Linked DNA regions of Mus musculus: all the other regions are linked to region 1. Evidence: chromatin loops called from intact Hi-C (ENCODE). Cell type or tissue: left cerebral cortex. All regions are shown on one strand.

The links. A loop is a pair of places that touch in the nucleus more often than their neighbours do. Peaks named below come from ENCODE experiments on the same cell type or tissue, not always from the same donor. Only the 100,000 strongest peaks of a DNase experiment are listed, where the experiment ranks them.
Region 2: it touches region 1 in a loop (9-fold over the local background); 22 of 42 quality-filtered maps call a loop at or near these places.
Region 3: a loop joins it to region 1, with 2.1 times the contacts of the local background. A loop is called at or near these places in 2 of 42 quality-filtered maps.

What each region holds. Positions count from the first base shown.
Region 1 is chr3:129,819,738-129,827,737 of GRCm38, reverse strand. Rrh (retinal pigment epithelium derived rhodopsin homolog) reads left to right here and starts at 5,233. Exons shown (of 7, transcript NM_009102.3): 1 at 5,233-5,361. The coding sequence starts at 5,256. It overlaps Gar1 (GAR1 ribonucleoprotein), which reads left to right. Exons shown (of 7, transcript NM_026578.3): 5 at 764-914; 6 at 2,122-2,190; 7 at 2,529-2,826. The coding sequence ends at 2,542. In left cerebral cortex, a CTCF peak has its summit at 4,240 (motif pointing left); DNase peaks (open chromatin) are centred at 4,252 and 6,690.
Region 2 is chr3:130,075,234-130,083,233 of GRCm38, reverse strand. No RefSeq gene overlaps it. Among named protein-coding and RNA genes, the nearest start is that of Sec24b, 18 kb to the right of the region's middle. In left cerebral cortex, CTCF peaks have their summits at 3,234 (motif pointing right) and 5,115 (motif pointing left); a DNase peak (open chromatin) is centred at 3,254.
Region 3 is chr3:129,987,690-129,995,689 of GRCm38, reverse strand. It overlaps Sec24b (Sec24 related gene family, member B (S. cerevisiae)), which reads left to right. Exons shown (of 24, transcript NM_207209.3): 15 at 1,298-1,421; 16 at 1,802-1,960; 17 at 2,542-2,715; 18 at 4,249-4,359; 19 at 5,220-5,395; 20 at 5,904-6,041; 21 at 6,690-6,794; 22 at 7,911-8,000. Among named protein-coding and RNA genes, the nearest start is that of Mcub, 21 kb to the right of the region's middle. In left cerebral cortex, no CTCF peak of the experiment used is centred here; DNase peaks (open chromatin) are centred at 4,056 and 4,278.

The sequences.
Region 1 (8,000 bases):
GCGTTCACGGGTGAGTATAGGTTAGAGATAATGCTGGGAGGTGGTCGATGAACAGACACTGTCTAGGAAGGATGGCCGCAGTGCAGCACTCAGGAGAGCTTCAGGCCCCATCTCAGATTTAAACTACTGGCACAGGGTTACAGGAAAGGTGGCTGCTCACCACAAGCATGCTGTGCAAATAGGGATAGAAAAGTAGACTAGTTTCCAAGAGGAGTGCTTAGCTGTGGTCAAGTACACATACTATTCAGAGGATTCAGGAATGGGTAGTCAGCTGTCAAAGAGCTTATGGAATGGCGGTCCCAAGAGCCAGATTGGAACTGGAAAGTAGATGGAGACAACTTGCTAATAGCAAGTGACCACTGGTTGTAGATGGAAAAACTAATAGAATACTTTCTTAAAATAGCTAATTTACCAAAGTCTTCCCAATTGTACTATAATTCAGATAATTTTCTCTTGGCAGCTCTCTTAAGTGAAAATGTAAATTTTTAGGACATTTTTTATTTAAAATAGGGTTGAATTTGCCTTATTTTTATGTGTTTTTGTGCAGTCCACAGCACTGTCTTATGTGTCTTTTGATCTTCACAGAAATTTGTGATAGGTACTTTTATCTACATTCTATATATAAGAAACCTAATTAGAGGGAGGAAAGACTAAGTCCTTGTCCAGAACCATTCAGTATAAACGCCAGGAGTGGGGTTTGAACCTAAGTAGATTCACCTGTAGCATACTGCCCTTGTCATACTAACTATCACTCAACTTGCAGTTCTATATAGACCCATACAAGCTGCTGCCGCTGCAGAGGTTTCTGCCTCGTCCTCCTGGTGAGAAAGGACCTCCCAGAGGTGGCGGCGGTGGCGGCAGGGGAGGTCGAGGAGGAGGAAGAGGAGGCGGTGGCCGAGGTGGTGGAAGAGGTGGTAAGTTACTGTGAGGGTTTTAATGAGATTTTGTAGCCACAGTTTAATTTTGCACGTAACCAAAATTCTCTTACCTTTATTTCTCTCTCATGCATCAATATGGGTAGAAGTGCTTTGTTTCCATAACTTAAATAGAAGGAAGAAAAATTAGCATTACCTTTGAAGGATTTCAGACATTTGGGTTATTCGTGTTTTAATGGAGGTGTTAATAAGAGCACCCTCACCCATTGCTTAATGACAGATATGTTCTGAGGAATGCATGGTTGCATGCTTCTGTGGTGTACATTACACAAACACTCTTGTAGAACGTCGTCACTCCCTAAGGTCCCTTGGTGCAGTCGAGTAGTAAGATGGAGTCAGGTGAGATGGGGCAGGCTGCTCTAGGTACGCTTCCTTTGATGAGATGTACTGTAAAGTCGCAGTGTAAAGGAACAGAAGTGAATACACAAGCTGCAAACAGTTTTTAACTATCATGGAGCATTGTGTGCTGTACATAACTGTGTGCTTCACTTCTGTACGACTGGGCTTCTATATTCCCTCATTGCCATGAGCATGTGAGTAATGTCTTACTCTAATGTGCGGTGGTAGAATTTTCCCCCTCCATGGTGTGGGAGACTTATGCATGACAGACAGTTCACTATTTATTATATGACTGTATAAGACACCCCCTCCTCTTTTGGTTTTACAAGGCTTTCTCTGTATATCTGGCTGACCTGGAACTCTCTCTGTAGATGAGACTAGTCTCAACACACAGAGATCTGCCTGCCTCTGCCTCCCCAGCTCGGGGATTAAAGGTGTGCATCACCATCGCTTGGCAAGAATTTTTTTTTTAACTGAATTATAATTTTTAGCTATCAATGAGTAGTAATTTGATTATATGCCAAGAGGTGGTCGTATATGTACTTACTATGCAAGTTTATTCTTTTAGTTCCTTCAACAAGTTGTGCATGCAGTGATCTCTATGTACATGCTGTCACACATGCAAGCACACATGGAAAACAAATGTGAGAAATGGAAGAGGGGCTAGTCTTAGTGCCTTACTGCCCCACTGGGGAAATTGCAAGTTCTCTATTTTTATCCTTTAAAAGGTTTTGTAAAAATATAGTAGATGAATTTATATTTAATTTTTATGATTATAGGAATTGTAGAATCTTTACAGTTTATCAGAAAATGAGAGGCTATAATTAACATCTGTTTCCTTTTTAAGGTGGTTTTAGAGGAGGCAGAGGAGGAGGTGGGGGCTTCAGAGGAGGAAGAGGAGGTGGCGGATTCCGAGGTGAGTGTGACCAGAGATGTCTTTAAACAATTGGAACTGTAGCTTGATACTCTCTGTTGTTTATTTCCCTCCACCAGCAAGCATGGAGAACACTGATATTCTTGGCTTAGTTTATGGCTCTTTACTACACAACTCTTTATTGCTTTCTCTTAGTTCTTCAGCAGGTTCCTGTGTTGTGTTAGTAATTTGAAGCAAATGTATAATACAAATGGCAGTAGTGTTTGTTTGGTAATGTAAATGTACAGAGGATCACAGGAATCCCTGCTGATTTTAAGGTTCAAGTCTGGATACTAGCACTGTTGCAAACCCGCTTATTTTTTATTTTATTTTTTTATCAGGAAGGGGACATTAGCTGTCCAGTTGGCAGACCTGACCACTTGTGTTCCCGCTGCGTGGCCTGCTTCTGCTATGGTTGACGTCTGTGTCTGGAGCAGTCTTGAGGAGGCCATTCCGTCAGTGGAGCTGAGTCAGCAGCATCGCGTAGAAACAAGGGGAGCAGGGCAGTTAGCTCTGCTCAGAGAGGAGAACCCCGCTTTGTACAGAACCTGGCACTCTGTGGGTGCTTAGAGAAGACAGGACTTTTCATTTGAAGCATATTTGGATTTTTTAAATAAAATTTTTTATTTCCTTAACTTACGTTTATTGAACGGAACCTATTTTTTGAAGTTTGAAAGAAAGAGCAAAGCTTAAACCCATTGGGTTACAGATAGAAACTCTGGTGGTGGGTAGGGTAGGGTGACATTTGTCTAAAATATACAGTGATCCTACAAAGCAACAAAGGTGTCGTCCGTCCTCAGTGAAGTCAGCCTGTTGGAACAGTGCTTTAGAATTAGCATGGCCCCCGCCTTCGGACAGGGGCTCACCAGCTGTGTTTGCTGTGTTTCACTTTTGTGTTTTATAGGACACAGGATAAAGCTATTTCAGTTAGTAAGTATTTAACATTTTTTTATTACAAGTCCATTAAGATTTGAGTGGCTCTGTTCATGTGAAAACTATAGTCCAAGAAATTTAGGGGTAGAAATTTAAATGTGGGTTATTAAAAGTTTTCTGAAGAATTTTTTTTACATGGAAGACTGACATGTCTTCATTTTAAGTAAATATTTGACTACCTGTCACATGTTCCAGTTCCTGGCTAGGCATGTCCTAGATGAGATTGGCTTTGGCCTCCATCGCTGTCAAGAAATAAGCGCGGCCAGCTCAACATGGAACCGTGTGCCAGCTGGCACTGTTTCTCCCTCACTGGTTACTTCTCATGGATGGCTGCTGTGGCAGGAGTGACTGGTTCTTAAGTACTTGTTTTAGTAGCATGTAATTGTGCCTGTGCCTGAGTTCTCCCCACTTTTCTTAATGGAATCAGTGCTGTGATCTGGAGGCCAAAGTAAAGGCCTGGAGGCCAGAACAGGTGAGAGCTCACATCTCGGTCTGGGTCCACAGGTAGAAATGGCATGGACTGAAGAGTCGCTGAAGTTAGCTCTCAGTGACACTCGCACAGGCACACCTCCAATCCTTTCCAACTGTTCCACTACTAGGGACCAAGTGCTCAGACATGAGCCTAAGGGCACACTCTCATTCACACATGAGTTTGGGAAGGGCATTAGCGCCAAGGACCAGTGCAACCTTACTAAGGGCTGTTAAGGTGACAGAGGTGAAAGATTGTAGAAGTCGGTGTACAGACCACCTGGACATTGCACACTGATATCCCAGACTGACTTCAGATTCTGTGTAGCCATGGCTGACCTCGGCTGTTAGGGTTATATAGTGTGGTTTCCCTTTTACGCTACGTAACTAGTTAAACATTGCTGTGTCTCACTCCCCTGTGTCTCTGGGGTTTGGTTGAAAGATTTCAGTTCTAATCAAATTCAAGTCAATCCCACTACCCGAACTTTGAGGTACTGAGATTTACACAGTAGGCTCAGATTCCTGGTGTAAGTTCTTTTTAAGGTATTCACATTTTAGAACACTGGAGTACTGGTCAGGTAGGCCACCCTGTTCCCTAGACTGAAAACTGCAACTAAGAAGGCCTCTAGAGAACCCGTGATGAGCAGATACGCCCTCTAGTGGTTCTATTAGACTATACAGAAATTGTGACTTGAGCCTTGCTTTGAAGCTCTACTGTCTAAACTTGGGAATTATGATGTTAAAAGGTAGCCTAGGTTCCTCTTTATCCTAACTGTGCATGTTCACACTAGGTTTTTATGTGTCCATACGGACTATCAGGATTATCGTGGCCTTGCTAAGTTGAGTGGTTGACTAATGTGAGCTCGTGAATGTCAAAATACAGAATTAACCAAGGTGGCATAGAGCGTGGTGTATCCATGCTGTAGAACATTTAACACTTGGCTATTACAGCCGAACTGGGTTTTATGGGATGGTATTTAGGGGGAACAGGCTTCATCATGTGTGCGTTACAGACAGACATACTGGTTACATATAACAGATGACCTCATTTTTGTTTAAAAAGAAAGAAGTGGCAAGAACCTCAAACTCTTAGCTCAGGCAATATTGGTGTCATTCATCCAGGGATTTAGAAGTATGGGAGTTGATAGTGTTATTGCTAAGGAAAATACATGTTTGCGTGCGCGCGCGCGCGCACACACACACACACACACACACACACACACACACGGACCTGAGATGAAAAAAAACCAGTGTGTAATGTGTTAACAGTTGGATCTCTAGTACAAAGGTGCAGTCCCTCACCTGAATAGCTACAGAAGATAACGGAACAGCTCATTTCAGGGACTGCTTTTGGAGTTGGGTTTGCCTGTGGTTTTTTTGCTAGACTAGGATGTGTTTACTTGGTAATCTGCTTATAAATACAAGCCTGGACCTAAAGTGCTTAAGATGTGAGGCGGTTGGAATTTCTTTGTTTTACTAAGGAGATTTTTCTCTCATTCTAAGAATTAAAATCTTTTCCTCTTCAGCCCAATTATGTATTAATGGACAGTCTTTGTGAAAAGGCCTTTCTTTGAGGTCTACAAGCGGAAATGATTTGTTCTGAAAGAGCATTCTTGACCGATCACCATTGCTGAGGGCTGCTTCAAAGGTGGTCTTGACTTTCCAAAATGCTGAGTGAGGCTTCGGATTTTAACAGCTCGGGCTCTAGGAGCGAAGGTTCTGTCTTTTCAAGGACTGAGCACAGCGTCATAGCGGCTTACCTGATTGTGGCAGGTACGGGTGTTTATTCAGTGACCTGCTTCTCGGGTGGGAGAAGAACTGAGGTGGTGGGCACAAGGGTGCAGGATGCAGGCTAGCTCAAACATGGGGTGGGCTGGGGTTGTAACAATCAGAAAATGGACATGGGAAAATATGCTGCTTCCTGACGGAAGGTTTTTGAGCAAAGAGGGACAAGAAAACTTTGTATCAAATGAAGCTTTAAAATAAAACTTGTCCGTATATTTGGTTTTTACCTTAAATTCATGAGCAGAGTGTGCATCGTGGTTAAAAGCATGCTTTCTATCATTTATGACTCTCATGCATAATTTGCAGTTTTCTTGGTAGGAAATAGCTCACGATTAAAACGTACTAGAGGAAACGCTGAAGTTTAAAGCAAAAGATAGAGGCTGCAGATCTGGTGTGTAAGTTCAGCTCCTCCCGCAGGCAGCCACGGGAGGCGGCAGCTTTGAAAGTGGGCCCAAGGGATTTCAGCTTTTTACTCTTGCACGGTCTCCTTTGCAAAATGAAGATAAGAATCAGGGATCCACTGAGCTCCTTATGAAGAGTATATATAATCAAGGCCCCTAAGGGACATGGGTACAAGGTATGCTCTTGTTGATAAAATTATCAGATTGAGATGAAGGCTTGTTTGTTGAAAAGGAGAGAAATGACAGAAACTGTACCAGTGGCCGGTGTGACTTTTATAACCAGCAATTACTTGATCTCAAACTTCACAGAAGTGGCGAGTTTTAGTAACTGTTATGTTGGGTTCATTGCTTTTCGGATTGACATTTATGAAAAATTCAAGTGTGTTTCCAAAAACAGTGAGAAATATATCTCCATGTGTCTTCATAACTACTTATTTTTACCTCATAGTTGACGTGGGCTATAGATAACAATTTCCTTTTAATTTTAGTGGTACCGTAACTAGTTCATTTGAATACTTCTGGGTGGTAAGAGGCAAAAAGTGAGCCCCCAATTCCAGAATTACACTACACAGAGGCACTGTATACAAGTTTTGGCTCCATTAAATATGTGACAGGGGAAATCTAACATTAATCTGGCATTTTGAAGCCTGGAACAGGAGAATTGCTAAGGATTCCAGAGTCACCTGGGCTCCATAGGGAGACTGTCACAAACAAACAAACAAACAAACACTAAAACAACAACAACAATAAACAAACAAAAAAACTGGTCATGAGATTAGTATGGGAAGGAAATTTCCTAAGGAACTCTGGTAGCTGCGTTTTTGTTTTGTTTTCCTAGTTCATACAGATGAAGAGCTGAGCGGCTGCGTGGCTCTGAACAGAGGCCTTTTGTTAGGGCTGTCATGTGACTGCACCGGTCAGTTTTATTAGGAAACATCGGAGCATGCGTTCTCTGCGTATGTTTTCTCGTAGAGGACTGAAGGAAGTGGATCTAAGCTCTTCCTGCATTTGTTCTGTGTGTGTCGAGTATCCTGTAGTCTTCCTATCCCCTCAGTTTCCTCCTTTAACAAAACCCACTGAGCTCCCAAATAAGAATGAACACTTTGAGCTGAGGAAAAGGCGCACTTAAGTATCATTCCACTTACCGTTTTTACCACAGGCCTGTGTTTATTATTTTTACCATGGGCCTGTATTGTTGTTGTTGTTGTTGTATTACTGTAGAGGTTAATTATTTTGTATATGTATTTAATTAATTAGTTTTTTGAACCAGGAGCTTGCTTTATTGTGTCTACTAGGCCAAGGATGGCCTTGTACTCAGAGTCTTCCTGATTCTGCCTTCCGAGTGTTGGGATTACAGGTGTATTGCCACCCTGCCTGGCTTCACTGTAATTTATCTGTTTTTACTTACGTGTCTGTGTGTGTGTGTGTGTGTGTGTGTGTGTGTGTGTGTGTGTGTGTGAGAGAGAGAGAGAGAGAGAGAGAGAGAGAGAGAGATATTATTACCACATGATGTCTACAGAGGCCAGAAGAGGATGTCAGGTCCTTCTTCTAGGACCTGCAGTTACAGGTGGCTATGAGCTGCCCCACACAGGTGCTAGGAACAGGATTCAGGTCGTCTAGAAGAGCAGCAAGTGCTCCTAACCTCTGAGCCATCTCTGTACCCCATAAGATGTCATTTAATCACTTATTTGGATTTGAGCTCACTTTTACCAGCTTCCATTGCTGCAGGCCCTATGTTAATTCAGTGTGCATGAGCATGCTCTCTGTACCACTTACAGCTGAGAATGGAGAGGATGATACATGTGTGGACTTGAAATAATTCGTCCTTGGAGAATTGTAAAAGTGTGAGAGGTTGGCTGAAAAAGATAGACTGATGGGTCTTCTGTCTGCCCATTGGAAAGTACCTGTAACCAGGGAACTAATTCAGTGCTTAAGACAGCTAGAGGAGTTGGCTGAGTATCCGGCAGGGATGGACCACAGAAGCTGGAAGCCTACAGGGAGTCACCGAAGGGTTAGAGAGGGACAATATGATCTGACTTGCATTTCAGAAATGTGTTGTGATGGTAGCTAAGAGGCCATTCAAGTAGGCCACTGCAGTGAGCTGAAGTCCAAGAATAGGGAGCACTGCCTGACGTCTGGGGGTGAGGTGAGGTGGAGAATGCCACCTGTCAGTGATGCAGTTCACAGAGAGGGACACACCTGGAGAAGAGCAAGTTTGAGGTGGGA
Region 2 (8,000 bases), 260 kb before region 1:
GTGTATGTGTGCATGTGTGTATGTGTGCATGTGTATGTGTGCGTGTGCATGTTCACATGCATGTGTGTGGGCTCATGTGGTGGTCAGAGGACAGCTTTCATGAGTGGGTTCTCTCCTTCCACCTTAAAATCTGGGGATCAAACTCAGGTTGCCAGCTTTGCCAGGCAAGGGTCTATACCCGCTGGGACATCTTGCCCATCCTGGTTTGCTTTTCCGGGAATCAAGTGTTTTACTCATTGACCATGTCACTCATAGTCCCTTGGACACAAAGCAAATGCATGAACAAGTATCTTACTTGTCACTATGAGGAGGAGGGTGGGAGGGGGCAAAGAAATTGTAACTAGACAGAACTCACCAAGCAGGGTCAGATGCCCACTGTACGGTCTTGTAGGAACATGCCTAAAACTGTTGGGCTATCCCTAATTCTGAGCATTGAGTAATCCAGTGTAGATAGGGTCAGGTCCAATGTGGCTTGCCATCATGAAAGTCTTAGAAAACGCATCCTAACCGTATGGAATGTTGCCTCGCCCTATGTAGCTCACTTAGTAGCAGCCCATCAGTTGCTGTAAGATCACATTAACTTCTTTCAGATGATATTTGCTAAGGACAGGGTCTTACTATTGAGCTCTGGATGACCCGAAATTTGATGTATATAGATCAGGCTAATCTTGAACTCAAAGATCCACTTGCCTTCCAGAGTGCTAGGACCACAGGCTTGTGCCACCTTACCTTACATCTTTAATAGTTCTTCAATTGTCACTATTCTATTTTTAATGGATGTATCATTCTTGTTCCCAATGCATTGTGGTCATATCCATCCCTCACTCCCCTCTCTCATCCCTTCCCACTCACTGGCCTCTTCTTCTCAACTAGTCCCCTTTCCACCCTCATGCCCTCAATTCCTTTCTGTTTACTTGTTTGTTTGTTTGTTTGTTTGTTTGAGGCTCTGTGCAGGCAATTGCAACAGCTGTGTGCTCATGATTGTCTACAATATCTGCATATTGAAGCAGCAATAGCACAAATACATGGCTACCAAGCTGGCTGCCAGGAGCATATGTTGTTGTAGGTGTGAAAATGTAGCTCCTTATTTATTATATACATATATTATTCCATACATTATATCTACCCCATCTCATATCATTTGTCATATTTTATAGGACAGGGCATTGAACTTGCCATGTATGTAATATCTCACTATAGAAATTAACCAGGAAATAGAGACAGAAAGCTAGTTCAAGGCCTCAGCTATGCAGCAAATTCGAGGCCAGCCTGAGCCTCAGGGTTGAAGGAGAAGAACGCTGATAGCAAAACATTTCAGAAGAAAAGGCAGAGAGAATGTGAAGGGTGGGGGCTGGGGAGAGGGGCTGTGAAACGCTGTCTTCTGGATGTGATGGAGCCACACAGTCAGGGTCTCTCAGCGTCTAAGGCTGCCTGCAATGGATCTACACAAGACTGGGTCAGTCATTGATCGAGGAACGTCTTCAGAGCCTTACTCCTCTCTGCCGAGCTAGAGGATCCTGACAGATTCTGGGAGATGGGTAGCCATTGTCTTCTGTGGTGTATCTGCTGAGGAAGCCACCAGGTTCTAATAGACAGTTTCAAATTCATCGTCACACAGATGACCCAGTGAAATCCAATGGGCCACAGAGGAAAACAAAAAGCCACAAATGTGGGAAAGAGATGGGGCCAGCAATGGGGGTAGGAAGAGAGATGGGAAAGGGGGATTCGCGTAATCACAATGCGCTTCATGCTTTGACAAGTAGAAAATTGTCACGGAATAAGTTCAAAGAAATTACTTTTTGAAAAAAGAAGTGGAAAAGAAAAAAGAGAAGTTAATTTCAATAGATATATTTATTTAATTAATTAATTAAAATGGTCAAATAGTATAACAATGACATGCCTCATTTTCAAATGTCCATCGTGTTCTTAAAGTCACAAGGATTTTAACAGCTGGACCCATGGCTCAGCCTAGTCACCATGTGAACGGCCACATGCAGCAGGTAGAACGCTGGGAGAAGCTGGGAGAAGCTGGGAGACTCTGGTTACCACGGCTGCCGATAGCCTTTTTTTTTTTCCTCTGATACACCTTTCTCCAGACACCCCAACACGTAGCCAAATTATATTTGTCTTTTGAGTCAACTTGTGTGCAGGCAACAATACTATATGCTATCGTGTGGACCAGCACCCTAGTCTGGCTTTCCCCACTGACAATACAGTGGGGTATCACACATCTGAAACACAGGGTAAGCTGGAAGACCACTAGCTGGCGGGGCTGGGGTGTCTACTACACCACCTGTAGCCACCACCCTCTGAGCCTTCCTGCTCCCCACTAAAGTAGTGACAGTACTGAGTTCTGCTGGAGAAACAGGCTATCTCTTAGTGGGAACGTCCAGTGGTTTCTGCTTTTTATCTGTCTCTAGGCTGTACCTGTGGGGAAGCTTAAGCAGCCGGGTAGCTTAGTCCAGGACTCGAGTGACCTGCTTAATCGTTACAGAAAGCACTTTCAACCACTTGAATTGAAGTCCTCTGAAGAAGCAGGTGGGGTCTCTTTGCAGCTCAACAACCTGCCCATCACCAAAGTTCTTGGCTTCCTGCTTCTTCAGGAAAGTAGAGACTGGAGGAGTCACCCCCTTCCCTGGGTCTTGCTGCTTGGGTATAGCAGAGGGAACGAAGAGAGAATTGTCCCAAGGGTAGAATTTTTTTTTTTTTTTTTTTTTTTTTTGGTTTTTCGAGACAGGGTTTCTCTGTGTAGCCCTGGCTGTCCTGGAACTCACTTTGTAGACCAGGCTGGCCTTGAACTCAGAAATCCGCCTGCCTCTGCCTCCCAAGTGCTGGAATTAAAGGCATGCGCCACCACGCCCGGCTCCAAGGGTAGATTCTTAATGCTGAACGTTCTAAATGAGATGAATGGAACTGGATGTAACACAGACTTGCCTGTGGTCTTGAGTGAGCCCACCTCACAGACAGCTCTGTTGATGTCGGGACTGTTCCCAGTGTCACACTCTAGAGCGTAAATTGAAGGAATCCAGCAGAGATAGAGACTGTTGACTATGTTGGTTCTATATCAAATGCCTAAAATCATTCCACATTATTATAATTATGATATTATAATTATTGCCTGGAAGTAAACTATTTTATCTATTTAGTTTTTATATTCCACATGTTCCTTTGGGATCAAATGGCATTTCAGATCAAATGTCTCTCCCTCAAGTCAGACTGTATCTGTCCACTAGATGGCAATGGAGGCCCACAAACATCTTTAGACCAACAGGCCTAAGAATTAACTTTCTGGTCTGCTTTAGACAGCAGATGCTGGTGAGTATGTGGAGAAAGAGGAACACTCCTCCGTTGTTGGTAGGATTGCAAGCTGGTACAACCACTCTGGAAATCAATCTGGAGGTTCCTCAGAAAATTGGACATAGTACCACCTGAGGACCCAGCAATACCACTCCTGGGCATATACTCAGAAGATGCTCCAACATGTAAGAACACATGTTTCACTATGTTCATAGCAGCCTTATTTATAATAGCCAGAAGCTGGAAAGAACCCAGATGCCCCTCAACAGAGGAATGAATACAGAAAATGTGGTACATTTACACAATGGAATACTACTCAGCAATTAAAAACAATGACTTCATGAAATTCTTATGCAATTGGAGGATATCATCCTGAGTGAGGTAACCCAATCACAAAAGAACACACATGGAATGCACTCACTGATAAGTCAATATTAGCCCAAAAGCTTTGAATACCCAAGATAAAATTCACAGACCACATGAAACTCAAATAAGAAGGAAGACCCAAGTGTGGATGCTTCAGTCTTACTAAGAAGGGAGAAAAATAATCACAGCAGGTGGAGGGAGAGAAGGATTTGGGAAGGAGAGAGGAGAGGGATGGAAAAGGGGGCTAGGATCATGTGTGGGATGAGACAGCAGAGATGTACAGAGGGTTAGGAAATTGAACAGAGGTGTGTGGCCATGGGGTTGAGAAACTGGGGATAGCCACCAGAAAGTCCCAGATGCCAGGAAAGCAAGAGCCTCCTAGAACCCAATGAGGATGAGATTAGCTGAAATATCTAACAAAGGAGAGAACCTGTAGAGACCATATCCAGAGGTTAGGCACGGCCCTCAGTTGAGGGATGGGCCACCCACCTATCTCAAAAATATTAAGTCAAAATTACTCCTGTCTAAGGAAATACAGGGACAAAGAGTGGAGCAGAGACTGAAGGAAAGGCCATCCAGAGACTGCCCCACCTGGTGATCCATTCCATAGGCAGACACCAAACCCAGACACTATTGCTGATGCCCAAGAAGTGCTTGCTGACAGGAGCCTGATAAAGCTGTCTCCTGAGAGGCTCTGCCAGAGCCTGACAAATACAGAAGTGGATGCTCGCAGCCAGCCAACCATTATCGGACTGGGCATGGGAAACCCAATGGAGGAGTAAGAGAAAGGACTGAAGGAGCTGGAGGGGTTCGCAACCCCACAGGAAGAAAAACCATATCAACCAACCAGACACCCCCCACCTCAAGCTCCCAAAGACTAAACCACCAAACAAAGCGTACACATGGAGGGACCCATGACTCCAGCTGCATATGTAGCAGAGGATGGCCTTAACTGGCATCAATGGAAGAGGAGGCCCTTGGTCCTGTGGAGGCTTGATGCCCAGCATATGGGAATGCTAGGGTGGTGAGGTGGGAGTGGGTGGGTGCATGGGGGAGCACCCTCATAGAGGCAGGGGGTGGGATGGGGTTTGCAGAGGGGAAACTGAGAAGGGGGTAACATTTGACATGTAAATAAATAACCACTTTAAAAAACCCTCATTTTTAGGTGAGAGTGGTAGCTCATGTCCTTAATCCTACACTCAGCAGGCAGAGACAGACAGATCTCTCTGAGGTCAAAGCCAGCTTTATCTACACAATGAGTCACAACTATACAGTGAGACACTATCTCAAACACCAAATCAAAGGGTTGGAGAGATGGCTCAGCGGTTAAGAGCACTGACTGCTCTTCCAGAAGTCATGAGTTCAAATCCCAGCAATCACATGGTGGCTCACAAACATCTGTAACTGGGATCTGATGCCCTCTTCTGGTGGGTCTGAAGGCAGTTACAGTGTACTCATATAAATAAAAATAAGTAAATCTTTAAAAAACAAAACAAATAAAAGTAAGTCTTTAAATGGAAGAGAATACTTGCATGTTAAAGCCTCAAGTGTTAATCTTTGTGTAGAAGACCTTTTAAAATATTTTTAGAATTTTTTATTTTAGAAATCTCAATTTAATTTTTAAAAGCCCATTTAAAATGAGATATGTTAGTAAGTAATTTTAGTAACTTAGCTAGGTTAACATTTTCTGGTTCTTATCTTAATTAAATCAAACTAGATTAACCACCATGATTAGTAAGTTTGGTAAGGTGGATTTTGATTAGTTTTTTTTTTTTTCTGTGTGTGGAACGTTTGTTTTGTTGGGGAGGGGGCATGCTTTTGGAGGTGGGGTGTTTAGTTTAGGGGGCTGTTTTGTTTTGATGCTGTTGTCCCAGGTAACATTCTTTGAAGCGCCTAGCTTGGGAACGGATAGAAAGTTCTATTCCCTGAGATACTTGCGATCTCCTCCTTTGCAGACCCAGCTATGACTTAGAGGAGAACTTTGTTCATGGGCAGCAGCGGCAGCTGGAGACAGGACATCAGTGCTGGACTCTGAAGTCTTTGGGGCAACTCCCCATTCTTCATGTGAGACTCCTATTAGTAGTGCATGGACTTGACGAAGAGTATTCGGATTTCAGCTGTGCCGTGTGTAGAGTGATTTATTTTTTTCAGTTGTCTACATTATACGTAAATGATGTGCTAATTTATATAAAATAAGGCCTGAACATGGTAAATGCTCCCCCCAAATGGGAACGAGGTATGAAAGATGCCACAATGAATAAGGTAAAAGCTATCAAGCACCACTCCCTGACATCTAACTAGGACCTCCATATGCACATACTTAGACACATGAACCAACACCCACATAAATGCACATGTGTGCACCACACAGATCCAAACAGAAAATAACCCACACAGAAAACTTCCACAGGTTTGATAATGCAAGTACTAAACTATCACATTGTACCTCCAAAATATGTACAATTATTATGTGTCGATTTTGAGAGAGGATTTGATCAGCACATTATAGGCAAGTATCAACTTTCACACAATATCCCAAAAATGTACAATTATTACATGTCAATTTTTCAAGGAGCTGTTTTGTAAAATAAAAACAAACAAGAGCCGGGCGGTGGTGGCGCATGCCTTTAATCCCAGCACTTGGGAGGCAGAGGCAGGCGGATTTCTGAGTTCAAGGCCAGCCTGGTCTACAAAGTGAGTTCCAGGGCTATACAGAGAAACCCTGTCTCAGGGGAAAAAAAAAAAAAAAAAAAAAAAGCCTAGTATGATGGCTTACCCCCAACAATGCCAGCACTTAGAAGGAAGAGGCAGGGGGATTGCCCATAGATTTGAGCTGCATTTCATTTCTCAAACCTGCCTGTACCTAAACAAAAATGAACATGAAGTTTTTTTTTTTTTTAAAGAAAAAGAAAAGAAAGAAAACAAATACGTGAGGGACTCGGAATCATTCCATGCATGAGTATGCTGTGGTGGTTGAGAGTAGTAGAGGAACCAAGTTCAATTCCCAGACACCTGCATGGCACTCACAGAGTAACTGCAGTTCCAGGGGGATCTAAGACCCTCTTCTGGCCTTGATGGGCACTTCACAAATGTAGTATGTATGATATTCTCTCTAAGTGAATTGATATTTTTAACAATTGTTTCTTAATTCTTTTTTTCCACAAATTTCTGTGTATAGACATTTTGTCTGCACCATCTGCAAGTCTAGTGTCCTTGGAGGGCAGAGGAGAATTCTGCGGACCCTGGGTGTCAAGGTCACATAGCTGATTGTGAGGAGCCGTGTGGGCACTGGGAATTGAGCCTGTGTGCTCTAGAAGAGCAGCCAGAGCTCTTAACATGCTATCTCTCCAACCAAGGTTGGCTCTTTCTTTCTCTCAATATGTAGCTAAGGCAGGCCCTGAACTCATGGTCTTTCTTCCTCCACTTCTGGAGTTATTAGGATTTTAGGATGTGCTACCACCATACCTGGCTTGCCATTTTTTAAATCTGGAATTATTTTGATGGGGGAAGGTAATAAAGATAGTTCAATGCAGGCTTAAACTCGAAGATTAGAAGGCAGGCATTTGACAGATAAGATGCACCCAAGATTCTCTGGGAGTGAATCATAGGAAGTAAGACAAACCTCCAAGTGTGGTTAGGGTGCCTCAAGGGAGAGTTGCTAAATCTGGTGGGGTTTTGGTTTTGGTTTTGGTTTTGGTTTTGGTTTTGGTTTTGGTTTTGGTTTTGGGTTTGGGTTTGGGTTTGGGTTTGGGTTTGGGGTTCTTTGTTTTTGAAAAAAAATTAATTTCACCTTTCTTTGCACACCTAAAGTTTATTTTATTGTATTTTTTAAGGTTTTTTTTAATGCATATGAGTGTTTTTCCTGAATGTCTGAATGTGCACCACAGGCATTCCTGATGCCCGTGGAGTCAGTTCCCTGGAACAGGAGTTACAGATGGTTGTGAGCCACCGAGTGGATATGCTGGATCAAATCCAGGTCCTCTGGAAGAGCATCAGACCTCTTAGCCACCAAACCATCTCTCTAGCCCTGAATTTACCTTTTCAAAATGAAAAAAAAAAATGTAAACAAATTCTCTATCATTCAAAATGCCCTTGGACTTGCTGTCTGGGGGTGATCGTGTGTCAGGTTCTCCTGTTCCCAGATAATGGCAGTAGAGAGCACACACGATGATTGTAGGACTTCTGCGACATTCCGGGCCCCTTAGGTGGTGTTATGGCTACAAACTAAGAGTGTTTTTACAGAAAAGGAAGACAAGGACGTTTGAAGCCAAACCAGGCTAGTCTGAGGATTATCCTCAGTCCCTCAGCTGTCCTCAGATCTGAGGGGATCCACTTTC
Region 3 (8,000 bases), 170 kb before region 1:
TGGTACCCATCTGACCAGCAGACCTGCAGCTCCTCTAGCCTCGTTTGCACTCATACCCACACACTAACAAGATCAATTATTGTTTTAGTGTTTAGAAACCTACCCTAATCCTTTTATTTACAGATGAAAAAAAGTAGTGTCTTGTCAAAGGTTGGATGGCTTTTTAGAGATCAAACTGTGGCTTGATTTTCTGTCCCCAGTGTCATTTATTTTCTTTCTTTTTTTCTTTAATATATTTTTTATTGGATATTTTATTTACATTTCAAATGTTTTCCCATTTCCAGGTCTCCCTTTTAGAAACCCCCTATTGCGTCCCCCCTCTCCCTGCCTCTATGAGGGTGCTCCCCCACCCACCCACCCACTCCTGTCTTCTTGCCCTGGCATTCCCCTACACTGGGCATTGAACACCCTCAGGCCCAAGGGCCTCTCTTCCCACTGATGTCCAACAGGGCCATCCTCTGCCACATATGCAACTGGAGCCAGGGGTCCCTCCATGCGTACTCTTTGGTTGGTGGTCCAGTCCCCAGGAGCTCTGGAGGGATTTGGCCAGTTGACACCCAGTGTCATTTCTGTGATACAAGTGGAAAACTTAATTAAGCTATTATAGCTTAGTGTGCTTGTGAGTAAACTTAGATTGCAGGGGTAACAATTCCTGTGTAAAAGTTAGGTGGAACAGAAAAATGTAAGCAGCACCACATGTGTGTGTTATTGTTTAGTTTACACACGGACAAACGTACTTTGTCTTCACACACACAGACAGTTAACCTGGGCCTTTTGATTGTGATCTCTGTGTAATTTAGTGACGTGAGTTCCTCAGGTAACTGTCAGGGCTGGGAGGGAGGCCTTCAGCCTTCCCCACCAGTCGAGTGACAGGATACGGCAATGGTCACTAGCACTCACTCTCATCAGTCTGATGCTATCAGTCGGCTCAGTGTTCTCATCTGTGGAAGATAAATATTCAAAGTCATATGGATTGTGTGTTATGAGAATTGATCATTCAGTTTATATAAAATAGCTAAGGCAGTGAGCCATGAACATTTGTTTTTTCTTCTAGAGGTGAAGGTGGTGAGAATCCCACTCATTACTTTCTGCCTCAGTTTCCAAAGTGTTGGGTCTGACCCATGTTCCTTGTAATGCCTTTTTAATAAACACTGGGTTTTATTACTCTTAGAAATCTGGGCCCATACGCTATTGGTATATATTGGTATATAATGGAATAAAGTATATATCCTCCTTGTTATCAGAGAGACATATACTGTGTGCATAACCAAAGGCTCTTTATGATCTGCTGGCTTAGGTGGTGCACCATCTTGGCCCTGCAACCGACTTTTATAAGAAGCTCGCTTTAGATTGCTCAGGGCAGCAAACTGCAGTGGATTTGTTCCTTCTAAGTTCACAGTATTCTGACCTTGCTTCTCTGGGTAAGACAATGTTGTTATGTTACCTACGTAAACATTCTTACATGTAATTAAAGCTGGGCTCTTCAGGAAGCATTCTTAGTACTGGGGGAGACAGGCAGATGGATCAGATAGGCAATATTTGTGACGATTACCAGTGAACTCTAAAGCCAGTAAACATGAAGAAAATGCTCTTACTCTGCTTTGTAGCCCTTAGCCATTCAGCAATGAACTTCAGTGTTTGCCATATTTTATGAATGTTTCAGGCTACAGTTTAAACTGCTCCTGTCTGTGTTGGGCTTATTCATAACAGATTTTTTTTCATAATTTGGTATCTGTACTACTGTTAAGCAAGTAAATTATCGTAATTGTCTAGCTAATACTTGATGTATTTCTCTCTAAAGCTTGCATGTCCAAGTACTCTGCAGGGTGCATATTCTACTATCCATCTTTCCACTCTACCCACAATCCTTCGCAAGCAGAAAAGTTACAAAAAGACCTAAAACGGTACCTCACGAGGAAGATTGGATTTGAAGCTGTTATGAGAATAAGATGCACTAAAGGTATGGCTCTGGGAAAAGTGTGTTCCTTACATTCCTGTGTCAGTCAGTACGCATGCTCAGACCCATGGTGACGATGGTTTATCATAGAGGACTTCCTGTTCGATCCAGCAACCCTGTTTGAAATACAGTTAGGAGTAATCTTTGACCACCTCCGTTTAATAACTAGAATAAGGGGATAAAAGCAACATTTTGGTTTATTGAAGAAAAGCAGGAGGAAAGCACGTGACGAATTGTTTGAGAGTGACGTGACAGTGGGGAGAACAGGAAAGGGCTTAGCTGACGTTTAGCTGATAGTGTCCTTGGGGTACCAAGTGTTTGGGGGTAATAATCTCTGGGCTCTAATCTCTCACTTTACACCCAACATAGGGAAGCCTCGGTTTCTTCGTTTTGTGTATTATATTTATGTCTGATCTAGACTTGCATGTAGACTGTGATGGTACGTCTAGGTATAAATATAGGTGGACTACGTAGGCTCCCTTTAGAGAACGGGTGGGTTTGTTTAGTTAGAGCATCGGCCAGCGGCTCGGGCTGCGGGGAGGGTGTTGCTCGTGCTGTCTCAAGCCCATCCCCTTTCCCCTCAGGGCTCTCAATGCACACTTTCCACGGGAACTTCTTTGTCCGCTCCACCGACTTACTGTCTCTTGCCAACATCAATCCTGATGCTGGGTTTGCAGTACAGTTGTCAATCGAAGAGAGCCTGACAGATACTGCCTTAGTGTGCTTTCAGACAGCCCTGCTGTACACATCTAGCAAAGGTAATGTTCTCCAAACTGACATGGCTTGTGGCCATGGGTCCTCTTTCCACTTCCGTTTTAGTAGAGAGAAAAGCATGTTGTGCCGTGAGGGTGATGGCATTTGTTGTAGGTGACTGTATGTTGTTTCTTTCTCTTCATAACTCACATTTGAATCCTTACATAATACACCTTCAAAATAGATTTGTTACTTATGTATGCATGCCCGAGTGAGTTTATGTGTACCACATGCAAACAGAGACTCAAGGGGGGCCCAAAAGAGAGGGTTGCATCTCCTGGTCCTAGAGTTGCCAGTGCTTGTGAGCCAGCGTATGGGTGCTGGGAGTCACCAGGTCCTCTGCAAGAGCTGGAATCACTTTTAACCACCGAGCCACCTCTCCAGCCTTGTTTACAGCGCACTTACACGGATTTTTGTTATGTTTAGTTACTCTGTGTGGTGTACTCAGGAGCAGGAATGCCACAGTGTGCACGTGGAGGTCAGAAGGCAACTTGCAGGCATCAATTCTTCCTTTCACAAGTGACTCTCAGGGCTCAGACACAGGTCCCAGGCTTGACAGCAAGTGTCTTTACCTGCTGAGCTGTTTTACCAGCTGTGAGATTTTCTTAGTTGGTAGAAAATTCAATTTTCATCATCATGTTTCTCGCAAGCACAGAGGCCGCCGTCCTTTGCATTGGGATAATTGCATAATTTAGAACAACATTACAGTGAAACTAGAAACTCTGGAGAGGTGGCTCAGCATTTAAAGCCCTTGCTGCTTCCAGAGGCTGGAGTTCTGTCCCCAACACCCCATAGAGCGGATCACAGCTGTCTGTGGTTCCCAACACCCCATAGAGCGGATCCAACACCCTCTTCTGGCCTCTGTGTGCACATGCACACGTGTATGTGTGTATATATGTGTATGTGTACACACACACACATATATACATATTTATACATATGTGTGTGTATACATACATACATATATATATACATATATATATAGTTATTACAAATAAAATCTTTGTAAAAGATCAAAGCCAACTAGAAACTACCGTGTAAGATATATGTTCATAGTTTACAGGATTGGAGAATCTCTTTTAGATTTATTTTATCCTATATGTGTGAATTTCTTGTCTGTGTGTATATACGAGCACTATATGCTTGCCTGGTGCCTGTGGACGCAAGAAGCGTGCATTAATTTCCTAGGACTGGAGTTACAGACAGTTGTGAGTTGCCATATTGGTGCTGGAAACTCACCCTGGGTCCTTTGCAAGAATAGCAAGTGTTCTTATCGTCTGAGCCATCTTTCCAGTCTCTGGGGAATATTTTATTTGAAGCATGCTAATTAGACTGGGGGTGTTGCTCAGTGCTATAGTGCTTGCCCAGCAGTTCCTAGCACCAAAAACCAATAAAAGAAGGCGCTCAAAGAGTATTGAAGACAGCTCTTTCTATTCTAGCGTGTTGGTGCTGGTGCCAGAACAGCCGTGCGAGTGAGCTGGTGATGCTTGCTCTCTCTTAGCCTCGTGTGCTTGACCGCTGTGCTTCACTTTGTTTAGGCGAGCGGAGAATTCGAGTGCATACACTGTGCTTGCCAGTCGTAAGTTCCCTCGCTGACGTTTATGCAGGAGTGGATGTGCAAGCCGCTGTCTGCCTTCTCGCCAACATGGGTGAGTAGCATATGATAACACGGGAAATGCCTAACCTAACCTAAAACCAAGCTGGGGACTTTCTACTTTTCTTTTTTAAAAAAAAAACTATAGAAATCCCTCAATTAAAAAAAATTTCAATGCATTTTTATCTATTACAGGATGAATTAGACTGTTCTTACATTTAAAAATTAGTTCCTAGATTAAATCTATTGGGGGATTGTGGTTTGTAAAATACAGGATCCCCTTCAGCTAATATGTAAACTGTCCACGTCCACACTGTAGACCACACGTCCACACTGTAGACCACACATCCACACTGTAGAATACAGCTCAGCTGCGAACAGGAAAATGCAAATGTGACTCCAAATGCATGACCTTCAGTAGAAGGAAACTTATGGAGAACAGATTGCCAAGACAGGGACAGAGAACTTTACTGCCTGGTGATTGGGCTGTATTTGGCACGTAGCTGCTGTAGAACTACACTCAGAAAAGTATATTTCACTCTGAAGCTTAAAGAAGCCTTCAGCATTAATATATTGCAGAGGGTTTTGTTCTTAATGTGTTTTCTTTCATGGATAAACATGCAGTGAACCTTGCTATTTCTCTCATACACTAGAAAGCAGCCATTATTACTAACTTGATGCAGAATTATAATAGCATTGCTGACAGACACCTGGTCGTCCCACCTCACTGGGCAGCACTAGGAATTGAATCAAGGACACAAGGGTTATGTCACTGATCCACACTGCACCTCCTCCAGGATTTTAACATGTAGAAGGAACTCTGCACACGTGTGTGTGCACGTACATGAGCACACACAAGAGAGCACTCCCTGGAGCCCAGAGGCTGAGCACACTCTTGCTTTGGTTGCTTTGCAGCTGTGGACCGCTCAGTGTCATCGAGCCTGTCGGATGCCAGGGATGCCCTGGTGAACGCTGTGGTGGATCCCCTGTCTGCCTACAGCTCCGCCGTGGCAAGTGTGCCCCGCTCCACCCTGACAGCACCAAGCTCACTTAAGCTGCTCCCACTCTATGTTTTGGCACTTCTTAAACAGGTAGTTCGTTCGTTCTCTCCCTCTCCCTCTCTCCCCCTTCTTCCCTCCCCTTTCTCTGCTCTCTTAGCTAGAGGATTATGTACTTTGGCGGTTAAAGACTTTTGAAGACTGGGGGAAAATGTGGGATATGGAGGTGCTCAGAGGCAACCCTGACCCCTGTCAGCATATGTCCTTCGTCCTTCATTTGAATGAAAAGTTTGAATTATGACGTGGTCAAAGCCAGCCCTTCTCTGCTAAGGGAAAGGTCTAAGGTTTACTGACTGTGTTTCTGTCCAGTGTTGTATTCTGTTAACGGCATTGTGAGATACAACAACCTGAAGATTGTTCCTGTTTTTCCCGCAAGAACAGGATAGTTGAGAGAAACTAATTTACTTTCTTACCTATTAAATATCAGCTGAGTCTTGAAATCCAGGGTGGACTTGAAGACTAGCTTTCCAGTGACTGTGTGACTCGCTCTTCACTTCGTACGTGTGTGCTTCACTCTGATCACGTGTCTCCTTCCTTGCAGAAAGCATTTAGAACAGGGACAAGCACACGCCTGGATGACCGTGTCTATGCCATGTGCCAGATGAAGTCGCAGCCGCTTGTGCATCTCATGAAAATGATTCATCCCAACTTATACAGGATAGACAGGCTGACAGACGAGGTGTGTACGTGAGCGAGCACAGTTGATGCTTTTGTCTTGGTGTCACTCCTAACTTTGTAGGTTCGTTCTTCCATGCTCTTATCTGTGGAGATAAACATTCAAATAGGGACTTAGAGATCTAGGTACATGAGAGGACCTTCAGATGCCGTCAGCCTGTGGGAGGGAAGGAACTCAGCATGGGCTTACTTTTAATATTTGATTCAAAGCTAAGTTACCGAGTGATCCCCATTCACATTTTGTAGCTATTGGCAGTTTGTGATGTGACCAGATTGCAGTATTAGTTACACAGTAAACCAGGTCTGTTATCTAGTAATTAATTAAATGCACAGCTGTGTAGTATCTTTTCTTCCTCGTCTTCAGGCTGTGTTCTTTGGGCTTAATATTCATTCCATGCATAGTATTATGTTGTAAAAAGTAGCAGTCAGCTGTGGTAGGTTTTAACAGTGACCTCAGAAGGGACTTGAATGAGACAAAGGATCCAGGTGACATTCTTACCTTTCAAATGGGAACCCATTTGAACCTCTTTCTCCTACTGTGGAGCCATGGTTCTCAGTCAATAGGGTTTTCATTCTCTGATACGGAAGCATCGAAGTTTAGTGTTGTTAGTGCAGATCTGCTCTCTGGCTGAGTTCTCCCTTCTCTTTTCAGGGCGCCATCCACGTGAATGACAGGGTAGTACCTCAGCCACCGCTTCAGAAGCTGTCTGCAGAGAAGCTGACCCGAGAAGGCGCTTTCCTCATGGACTGCGGCTCAGTAAGCATCACTCCCAGCCAAGGTTCTGCTCTGCCTGCCAGACAAAGCTCCCAGTCTGGCCCTGTTGTCACCTAGCAGACAGGGGTATAGTCAGCTGTGACACAGGAGTCTGTGTCTGGCACAGGGGCTTAGTTTACTTTAGATCCCATAGTAGGACAGCACATTAGCATAAAGTAGTAAATAATCAGAGTTAGATATAGTCAGAAAAGAAATTCCTACCACCCAGAACCTTACCATCAGAATCATAACATTCAAATGCAGCTCCAGAATTTCTTTTGTAGTTCAACTTATATCCATTGCTAGAAATTCTGCCGGTGGCTAGAGGGTCAGAGAAGTCACCATTGCTCAGGAGTGGAGGCAGGGGTATCCAGTAGTCAAGACAAGTGAACACACCACGGAACTCGGGAGCTGAGGGGGATGGGAAGGAAGGCCAGGGATTAAATCTTGTTAAAGCAGTGCATTCCTTTTGGGAGCTAAACGAAGGCCTGGAGAGACAGCGGCTCACTGAGTCGGGTGCCAGCACCCACGGGGCAGCGCACAGCCGCCTGTAACTCCAGCTGCAGGAGATCTGCCTGGGGACACTGACAGAAGAGATCTGCCTGGGGACACTGACAGAAGAGGCACACAGACATTCATATAGGCAAAATACTCACACATAGAAAGACTATAAATGAAGTATTAAATTTTTCATTTTATGCCCACGAGTATTTTGCCTGCATATCTGTCCATGTACCGTATGGGTGCCTGGCACCTGGAAAGGCCAGAAGAGGGCTTTGGCTCCCTGGGGCTGGAGAGGAATGCTTGTAAACCACCATGTGGATGCTGACACCAGACCTAGGCCCTCTGCAAGGGCTAAGAATCTCTTAACCGCTAAGCAATCTCTCCAGCCCCTAAATAAATAAACCTTAAATGAGGAAGAATGTAAAATATTACAAGAAGCCTTAAAATTTAAGCAAAGACAATGGGAGCTGCTTTTGATTCTTCTCCTTTATGGTCGTTAGATTTTGTGTGAGACAGTGTAATGATGATATGTGTGATAACCCCCCATCAGTTGTGATGAGTTTTCTCTTAGGGAGTTGAATGTCCTGTTCTGCCCCCTCCCTTTTAATGTTTCAGGTTTTCTACATTTGGGTTGGCAAAGGCTGTGACAGTAACTTCATAGAGAACGTGCTTGGATACCCTGACTTTGCATCAATACCACAGAAA